2 separate regions of the Homo sapiens genome follow, and region 1 is linked to region 2. A link is an interaction called in ENCODE POLR2A ChIA-PET data of the cell type or tissue named here. Cell type or tissue: GM12878. All regions are shown on one strand.

What was found. ChIA-PET counts read pairs that join two places held together with the same protein. Peaks named below come from ENCODE experiments on the same cell type or tissue, not always from the same donor. Only the 100,000 strongest peaks of a DNase experiment are listed, where the experiment ranks them.
Region 1: POLR2A ChIA-PET joins it to region 2 with 9 read pairs; 2 of 35 experiments call an interaction of 5 or more read pairs at or near these places.

What each region holds. Positions count from the first base shown.
Region 1 is chr3:5,107,014-5,112,013 of GRCh38, forward strand. No RefSeq gene overlaps it. Among named protein-coding and RNA genes, the nearest start is that of ARL8B, 13 kb to the right of the region's middle. In GM12878, no CTCF peak of the experiment used is centred here; no DNase peak of the experiment used is centred here.
Region 2 is chr3:4,691,597-4,696,596 of GRCh38, forward strand. ITPR1 (inositol 1,4,5-trisphosphate receptor type 1) reads left to right here. Exons shown (of 62, transcript NM_001378452.1): 33 at 1,894-2,145. Among named protein-coding and RNA genes, the nearest start is that of EGOT, 57 kb to the right of the region's middle. In GM12878, no CTCF peak of the experiment used is centred here; a DNase peak (open chromatin) is centred at 2,345.

The DNA.
Region 1 (5,000 bases), 420 kb after region 2:
CTGAGGTGGGAGGATCATTTGAGCCCAGGAGTTTAAGACCAGCCTGGGCAACATAATGAGACCTTATCTCTACAAAAAAGTCAAAAAAGGAGCTGGGTGTCATGGCACGCACCTGCAGTCCCAGCTACTTAGGAAGCTGAGGTGGGAGGATTGCTTGAGCCTGGGAAGTCAAGGCTGCAGTGAGCTGTGGTCATGTCACTGCACTGCAGCCTGGGTGACACAGCAAGACCCTGTCTGATTTTGAACTTCTGTCCTCAAGTGATCCACCCACGTCATCACTAAAACAATTAAATTAAATTAAAAATAACAGAGATGAGTAGGTGGAATACAGGGAATTTTTAGATGAAACAATTCTTTATGACACTGTAATTGTTGATACATAACATTCTACATTCGTCCAAACCCATCGAATATACAATGCTGAGGCTGAACCCCATTGTAAACTATAGACTTTAGTTAATAATAAGGTAGCAATATTGGTTCCTCAGTTAAAACAAAGGTAATTTGGGAAGCTATGGGGCTAGAGGAAGAGTACATTGGAACCATCAGTACTATCTGCTCAATTTTCTGTAAACCTGAAACTTCTCTAAAAAATATAAAGCCTATTTTATTTTATTTTATTTTATTTTTGAGATGGAGTCTCACTCTGTTGCCCAGGCTGGAGTGCAGTGACACAATCTTGGCTCCTAGTAACCTCTGCCTCCTGGCTTCAAGCGATTCTCCTGCCTCAGCCTCCTGAGTAGCTGGGATTACAGGCATTCATCAACACATGCCCAGCTAATTTTTTTTTTTTTTTTTTTTTTTTTGAGATTGAGTCTCACTCTCTCACCCAGGCTGGAGTGCGGTGGCACGATCTTGGCTCGCTGCAACTTCTGCCTCCCAGGTTCAAGCAATTCTCCTGCCTCAGCCTCCCGAGTAGCTGGGATTATAGGCATGTGCCACCATGCCTGGCTAATTTTTATATTTTTAGTAGAGACGGGGTTTCACCATGTTGCCCAAGCTGATCTTGAACTCCTGACCTCAGGTGATCTGCACACCTCAGCCTCCCAAAGTGCTGGTATTACAGGCGTGAACCACCATGCCCGACTTACACAGGGTATTTATTTTTTATTTTTATTTTTTGAGACAGGGTCTTTCTCTGTCACCCAGGCTGAAGTGCAGTGGCACAATCTCGGCTCACTGCAGCCTCCTTCTGGGTTCAAGAGATTCTCCTGTTTTTTTTTTTTTTTTTTTTTAGCCTCTTGAATAGCTGGGATTATATGCACATGCCACAACACCAAGCTAATTTTTGTATTTTTGGTAGAAATGGAGTTTTGACATGTTGGCCAGGCTGATCTTGAACTCCTGACCTCAGGTAATCCATCCGCCTCAGCCCCCAAAGTACTAGAATTACAGGCATGAGCCACCATGCCCAGCCTATAATGGCTATTATAAAGAGAGAATTCTTATCTCTACCATGCAGGAATCCCTTCCTCTTATCTCATTTCAGTCAGGTTGCTATGAAATGGGAAGGTTTTAGAGATAAAAGGTTCTTTAATTTTATCTTATCCAAACTCTTCAGTTCATAAATAAACTGAAGCCCAGAGAAAGGAAGTGACTTGCTGAAAGTCACACAGCCATTTAGTTTTCAAAGCCAAGAATTTTTTTTGAGACAAAGTCTTGCCCTGTCACCCAGGCTGGAGTGCAGTGGTGCGATCCTGGCTCACTGCAAACTCTGCGTCCTGAGCACAAGCGATTCTCCTGCCTCAGCCTCTTGAGTAGCTGGGATTACAGGCGCATGCCACCATGCCTGGTTAAGTTTTGTTTTTTTGGAGAGACGGGGTTTCACCATGTTGGCCAGGCTGGTCTCAAACTCCTGACCCCCTGACCTCAGGTGATCCACCCACCTCAGCCTCCAAAAGTGCTGGGATTACAGGCGTGAATCATTGCACCCAACCTGAGAACTCTTTAATTCAAGACACGGCTTTTCTTCCAGCAGTGTGGTCTTTTTATTTCCTGCACAGGACTCTTCACACCACTCTACTTTGCACTGAGTATCTGTTTTCCACCTATGGAATTCTCATATGATTGGTTGTTCTTAAAATGGGGGTGACTAGCTCAATTTTTAAATAATGAAGAAGAGGCGGGGCCTCGTGACTCATGCCTGGGATCACTTGAGCCCAGGGGTTTGAGGTTGCAGTAAGCTGTGATTATACCACTGCACTCAAGCCTGGGCAACAGAGCAAGATCCTGTTTCTGAAAAGCAAAATAAAATAAATAAAAATAAAATAATGGGCCGGGCACAGTTTCTCATGCCTGTAATCCCAGCACTTTGGGAGGCCAAGGTGGGCAGATCACTTGAGGCCAGGAGTTCAAGACCAGCCTGACTAACATGTCTCTACTAAAAATACAAAAATTATCTGGGACTGGTGGTGTGTGTCTCATAATCCTAGCTACTTGGGAGGCTGAGGCATGTGAATCACTTGAACCCGGGAGGTGGAGGTTGCAGTGAGCTGAGATCGCACCACTGCACTCCAGTCTGGGTGAGTGAGACTCTGTCTCAAAATAAAAAAGAAAGAAAGAATGATGAATGTTCCTTCTAAAGAGAATGTCCTAATTGAGTCTTGCTTCCCTTTTCCTGAAGGCCAAAACTCTTCCTTTAAAAGATGGAACTGACATTCTGCTCCTTGCAGATTTTGGGGAGCACCTGTAGTGACATCCACAGCTAATGAAAAACTCTGGCTCTCTAATCGACTTGGCCCAAAGCAGAAATGTCCTGTAGATAAGGCTCAGGTGCTGTCAGTTTCAGATGCTACTAGGTTGGTAATCAGGCCAGTGAGAACCTATGCAATGTGTCACATTTATTTCATTCTTTGGAGCCAAAACAATGATCACCTTAGACAAATGCAAAGGTAATAATAAAACAAATGCCTGAGAGATGAGATTTCAGGTACCCCAGGCTGGCTCACTCATTTAAAATGATTTTAGTAATTTAAGTAGAAATGGTTACTGTCCTTAAGAAGATTATGACTTAGCTGGGTGTGGTGGCTCACACCTGTAATCCCAGCACTTTGGGAGGCCGAGGTGGGTGGATCACGAGGTCAGGAGATTGAGACCATCCTGGCTGACACGGTGAAACCCTGTCTCTACTAAAAACACAAAAAATTAGCTGGGTGTGGTGGCACGCGCCTGTAATCCCAGCTACTTGGGAGGCTGAGGCAGGAGAATCGCTTGAATCTGGGAGGTGGAGGTTGCAGCGAGCCAAGATCGTGCCACTGCACTCCAGCCTGGGTGACAGAGCGAGACTCTGTCGCTAAATAAATAAATAAATAAAGATTATGACTTAAACTCGCATCTCTAACTGTAACATATCCCTTCTCTGTGCCTCAGCTTTTCACTAAGTAAAACTAGAATGGTCTTGGAGTCATTCAGCTGTGATGCCACAGAATTCTACCTTTCTTACATAACAGACACAAAGCAAATACATGAGTCAATCTTATCTCTCACCCTTGTCCTTCCCCATCTACATTCCCAGGGCTCTGGGATTCCTGACCCTATAAAGGATGCATCAATGGGTCCGTGTGTCTCAGCACATGATCCTCAGTTCCCATTCCTGTAACTTAAATCTAGGCAAAGTTCAAAGGGAATAGCCACCCACATGACTTTGTACACTATTCCAGCGACTTCAGCAGAAAATACTTCCTCAGCTAAAACATCAGATAAGGGTGGTAACCTTACCCATATTTTACAGATGAGAAACTAAGCCCCTGAATTGTTGATCATATGTCCTAAGTCACTATGTTCCAGAAATAATGACTAGGATTTAGAGAATATTAACGCTGTGCTAGGCTGTTTTTTTTTTGTTGTTGTTGTTTGTTTGTTTAGATAGAGTCTTGGCCGAGAACAGTGGCTCACACCTGTAATCCCAGCACTTTGGGAGGCTGAGGCGGGTGGATTACTTGAGGTCAGGAGTTCGAGACCAGCCTGGCCAACATGACGAAACCCTGTCTCTACCAAAAATACAAAAATTAGCCAGACATGGGGGTGGGCACCAGTAATCCCAGCTACTCGGGAGGCTGAGGCAGGAGAATCGCTTGAACCTGGGAGGTTGAGGTTGCAGTGAGCCAACATTGCACCACTGCACTCCAGCCTGGACAATAGAGTGAGACTCACCCTGAAAAAAAAAAAAAAAAAAAAGATGGAGTCTCACTGTAGCCCAGTCTGGAGTGCAGTGGTGCACTGTTGGCCCACTGCAACCTCAACCTCCCAGGTTCAAGCGATTCTTCTGCCTTAGTCTCCCAAGGTAGCTAGGACTACAGGTATGTGCCACCATGCCCAGCTATTAATTTTTGTATTTTTAGTAGAGATGAGGTTTCACCATGTTGGCCAGGGGGGTCTTGAACTACTGACCTCAAGTGATCCACCCACCTGGGCCTCCGAAAGTGCTGAGATTACAGGCATGAGCCACCAAGCCCGGACTGTGCTAGGCTATGTTCTAAGAGCTTGATATGAACTCATTCATTTACTCTTCACAATAATCCTATGAGGCAGATAACAACGTTTTCTCCCTTTATAGTAAATGGAGGCACAGAGAGGTTAAGCAACTTGCACAGTTCATACAGCTGCTAGGTAGAAAAGCTGGTAGAAGGCCGGGTGCAGTGGCTCATGACTGTAATCCCAGCACTTTGGGATGCTGAGGCAGGGGGATTACTCGAGGCCAGGAGTTCAAGACCAGCCTGGCCAAAATAGCAAAACCCGGTCTCTACTAAAAATACAAAAAATTAGCCAGACATGGTGGCACGTGCCTCTGTAGTCCCAGCTACTTTGGACACTGAGGCACGAGAATTGCTTGAACCAGGGAGGCAGAGGTTGTAGTGAGCTGAGATCATGCCACTGAACTCCAGCCAGGAAAGAGGAGCAAGACTCTGTCTCAAAAAAGAAAAAAAAAAGAAGAAGAAGAAAGAAAGGAAAAGCTGGTATGAAAATCAGTCATTTTAACTATGTAGACCATATTCAGGATA
Region 2 (5,000 bases):
AGAGGAATAAGGAACTGAATTATAGGGAATGGAGATAAAATGTAGTCAGGACCCAGTGAGCCAGAACGCTTCCATTCTTGTGGATTATGAATTTTAAAAATTATTCACCTAATTAATTAGATGGAAAAAATTTTGCCTGATGCTTTTTGAGGAGCAGTTGGTCTGTGGAATCAAGGAAAAGCCTTACTTGGTTTATTATGAATTCACTTTGATTTACAATCTTGTCTACGTATATGGTTCCATTGGCAGGGAGGGTAGTGTGATTAAGAGTTGAGGCCAACGTGGTGGCTCATGCCTGTAATCCCAGCTCTTTGGGAGGCTGAGGCAGGAGCATCACTTGAGGCCAGGAGTACAGGACCAGCCTGGGCAACATAGTAAGACCCTTGTTTCTACAAAAAATTTTAAAAATTAGCTGGGTGTAGTGGCATGTGCCCATAATCCCAGTTACAGAGGAAGATCCCTTGAGCCCAGGATTTTGACCTTGCAGTGAGCTATGATGGCACCCACTGCACTCCAGCCTGGGCAACAGAGTGAGACGTTGTCTCTTAGAAAAAAAATAAAAAAAAGAGAGAGTCGGCTCAACCTGGGATACAAATGTCACCTGAACCCCTTCACTGAAGGGTGCCATGAGATACATTACTTGACCTTTCAACTCCTCAGTGAGCTTTTCTATAACATGAAGATACGCAGATTTCACTTTAAAGAGTTGATATGTGGGGTAAATGAGATAATGGTGACATTAATGCCTAACACTTTTTGGAAGCCGGTCATACTCTAGGCACAGTCCTAAGCAGTTTGTCTATAATAAATTATTTAATCTACATAGCACTGTGAGTTAGCTATTGTATTTGTCCTGGTTTCACAGATGAAGAAACTGAGATACAATGAGGTTAGGAAGTTTGTCTAAAGAGTTTATCTTGGTATCTGGCATCTAATCATTAGAGCTCATAAAGGTTAGTCATTAGTAAGTATTGACCATGTTTATTTTGACTTCTGTGCCAGCCCTTTCTGGGTTTTTTGTACTTCATGTACTGCTGATGAAATCGATTTATTCTTAAATAAATTTGCAAGAAGCCTCATCTTAGGGGACAAGTTATAAACAGGAATGCCTCAACTTTTTGAAGAGTAAGTATGGAGAGGAAGGCATATCTTAATTAAAAGTAATTTGTTGATTGAAGAGATAAGATGGTAGATGAAAGAATTGTAAAGGGGATACATTGTAAAGCATAAAAATAAGATGGAGGCAGGGCACATTGGCTCACACCTATAATCCCAGCACTTTGGGAGGCCGAGTTGGGTGGATCATCTGAGGTTGAGAGTTCGAGACCAGCCTAGCCAACATGGGGAAACCCCGTCTCTACTAAAAATACAAAATTAGCCAGGCATGGTGGTGCATCCCTGTAATCCCAGCTACTCAGGAGGCTGAGGCAGGAGAATCGCTTGAACCAACCTGGGAGGCGGAGGTTGTGGTGAGCCGAGATCACGGCATTGCACTCCAGCCTGGGCAACAAGAGTGAAATTCCATCTCAAAAAAAATAAATAAGATGGAAACATTTAAAAAGAAATATCATAGCCTAATTGGTAGGTATGGAAATACCAGTGCAAGCTTGCAATCTCTGTTTCCACTTGATGCATTAATGCTGGTATGCAGGCTTTCTCTTCCCCTAATAGCTTTCTAGGGCCAGTGTGGTATTTCTGTATCTGTGGACTAAAATTATGATGCTGAAGATTTCTAGTTGTTCAGTTATATAAATGAATGAAGTCAAAATAGGTAAGACTGATTTGGGAAGATAAATGCTAACAGAACCTCTCTCTTCCTCTGTGAATAGATTTTTTTCATGCTGCCCCACCCCTGCAAGCTTGTAATCTAAACCCACCCTGTTCTTTATGTAGCTGGTCAATTCGGGAGAGGATGTCCTCGTGTTCTACAACGACAGAGCCTCTTTCCAGACTCTGATCCAGATGATGCGGTCAGAACGGGATCGGATGGATGAGAACAGCCCTCTCATGTACCACATCCACTTGGTCGAGCTCCTGGCTGTGTGCACGGAGGGTAAGAATGTCTACACAGAGATCAAGTGCAACTCCCTGCTCCCGCTGGATGACATCGTTCGCGTGGTGACCCACGAGGACTGCATCCCTGAGGTGAGCGAGCCCAGCCTGGCTGTGCCCTTCTCGTTGCTATGTGGTGTGTGCTGTCGTGGCTCACTGGGAGACATGGTGGTGGCTGGCCTGGGGGAGCCCTCATGGCTCTGAAAGCTGCAGCTCATTTTGTAGTGGGATTTCAGTTCCCTAAAACATTTTCTCGAGCATTGATTTTGCATGAAAGGAACACGGAAGAAGTTAGTCGTTCTTTCTGTATCTTTAAGAACAGTGAGGAAAAAAGCTTCAGCTCTGTGGACTAATTTAGCCTGTTGAGCAAAGGGGATATGACCTGAATGAACTTTTCAGAAATGTGACGAAGAGTAGGTTGAGATCTAGTCCATATGAATGTAAGACTTAGTAAGTTAATTCTTTAAAACAAAAACCCTTATTACAGAAATAATGGCCATTATAAAAAATTTAGGAACTACAGACAATCAATTAAAAAAAAAAATAATGAATACCTAAGTTTTGAAGTTAATCCTTCCAGGCTTCCTTTTTTCCTACTCATAGATTATATTGATTAGTAATGAAAAACTGGATTATAAAGTATATATTTATGATATATAAAGTATATTATAAAGTATATATTTATGATATATAAAGTATATTATAAAGTATGTATTGTAGGTTTTACAATGTGTAATATTAGTTTGTAGTACACATTTATATTACATTAAAATATATGACATATATCATATAATGTTTTTAGGTTATTTTGAAAAGCTAAAAACAGTCATGTGTCGCTTAGTGGTGGGGATATCTTTTGAGAAATGCGTTCTTCGGTGATTTCCTCATTGTGCAAACATCATACAGCGCACTTACACAAACCTAGATGGCACAGCTTGCTACACACCTCGGCTATATGGTACAGCCTCTTGCTTCCAGGCTACAAACATGCACAACATGTGACTGTCTCAGTACCGAAGGCAATTATAACACAATTGTATTTGTGTATGTAAACATGGAAAAGGTCCAGTAAAAATTGGGTATTATAATCTTATGGGTCACTGTTGTGTATGAGACCCATCATTGACCAAAATGTCATTAGTCAGTACCTGACCATACTCTTTGAAAAGTTCAAATATCAAAGACTGTAACGGGGTAAACCATGAAAAGTCTTATAATCTGTTTTCCCACCACCCTACAGAAAATAATTTATTATGTTCTTGTGTATTTTTCTAGAATTTTGCACATAAACGCATACAGTATATATACTTTACTTCCCCACCCCCTTTTTGTAAATGCAGAAGATGATACTCTAGGTATACTATTCTGTACCTTAACACTGTAACTTCTTTTCATATCAATTCATAAAAAGATGCCAGATGTTTTTTTACAGTTGCATAAAATGCCATTGTATAGATGTACTGTCACGGCCCTTTGTAAGTGTGGAACTAATTTATGATGTAATGAGATAATAATGAATAATTAATTGCTGTAATAAGAAAGCAATGAGATTGCATTCTTTTCACAGTCTTGGCCACAGTATGTTATCACACTTTTGGGTTCTCATATATCTGGCAGGTGAAAATGGTCATTTCAACATAGTTTTAATTTACAGTTCACTTGTTATGGATAAAGAAGGTAGAGTTATAACTAGTATTAGGGATGAGAGAAGCGTCGTGTTATAACAAGCATTAGTTTGTTTTTTACTCTTTTTTATTTGAAATACAACGGAAGTGCAAAAAAGTACATAAACTCAGTTGTATACTGCAAGAACGATAGAACGATTATAAAGAGAACAGCTTTGTAACTGCCACCCAGGTCAAGAAATATGCAAAAACCTCCCCCCATTCCCCTTTCCTGTCCTCACCTCCCCCAAGGGCTGTCTCCTGAGGGTAACCACAAGCTGATTTTTATGTAATCCTGCAGTTGCTTTTCTGTATACATCCCTCAACAATATAGTTTAGTTTTGTGAGGTTTTGGACTTCTTCTGTGTATCATTCCATGCCTTTTTAAGTTCAGTTCTGTGTTGTTAAGGTTGATCCACCCTGATATGTAGCTGCGTTCATTTCCTTTGCTTTGGAGCATTCCTTTCTATTGTGGCACCATGATAGGTTTTTCATTCTTCTACTGATGCTCATTTTAGTTGTTTCCAGCTTTTGGCTGTTAGGATTGTGCATACATCCTGGCCCACATGTGTACACTTCCGTCCAGGGTGTGTGGATAGTCAGAAGTGGAAGTGCTGGATCACAGGAGGTGCATTTCTTCAATTTGATGTGATACAGTCCAGTTGTTTTTAGCATGGTTGCTCCAGTTACCATTCCTCCTCCCAACCCTGCTAACATTTGCTATCATCAGATCCTTTATTATTTTTTTCAATTTGATGGTTGTATGATAGTATCGCATACCAGCTTAATTTTTAGAAGCTTCATGGAGATGTTTACAGATATGATTCACTTGTTTAAAGTGTACAATTGAGTGGTTTTTAATATATTTGCAGAGTTGTGCAATCACCATCACAATTTAGTTACTGAATATTTTCATCACCCCAAAAAGAAACCCCATGCCCATTAGCAGTCACTTCCCATTTCCTGCCAACCCCCCTAATCCTAGGCAACTGATTGTCTTTCTGAATATATGGATTTGCCTATTTGAGACATTTCATGGAATCATACACATGTGGTCTTTTATGACTGGATTTTGTCACCTACATGATTTTTCTCAAGGCTCACACAAGTTGTAGCATGTATCAGCACTTCGTTCCTTTATGTTGCTGAGTAATTTTCTATTCTATACATACACCACGTTTTGTGTGTCCATCAGTCAGTTGATGGTGATTTGGATTGTTTCCGCTTTTTGACTATTGTGAATAATGCTACTGTGCACACTTGTATACAGGATTTTGTATAGAC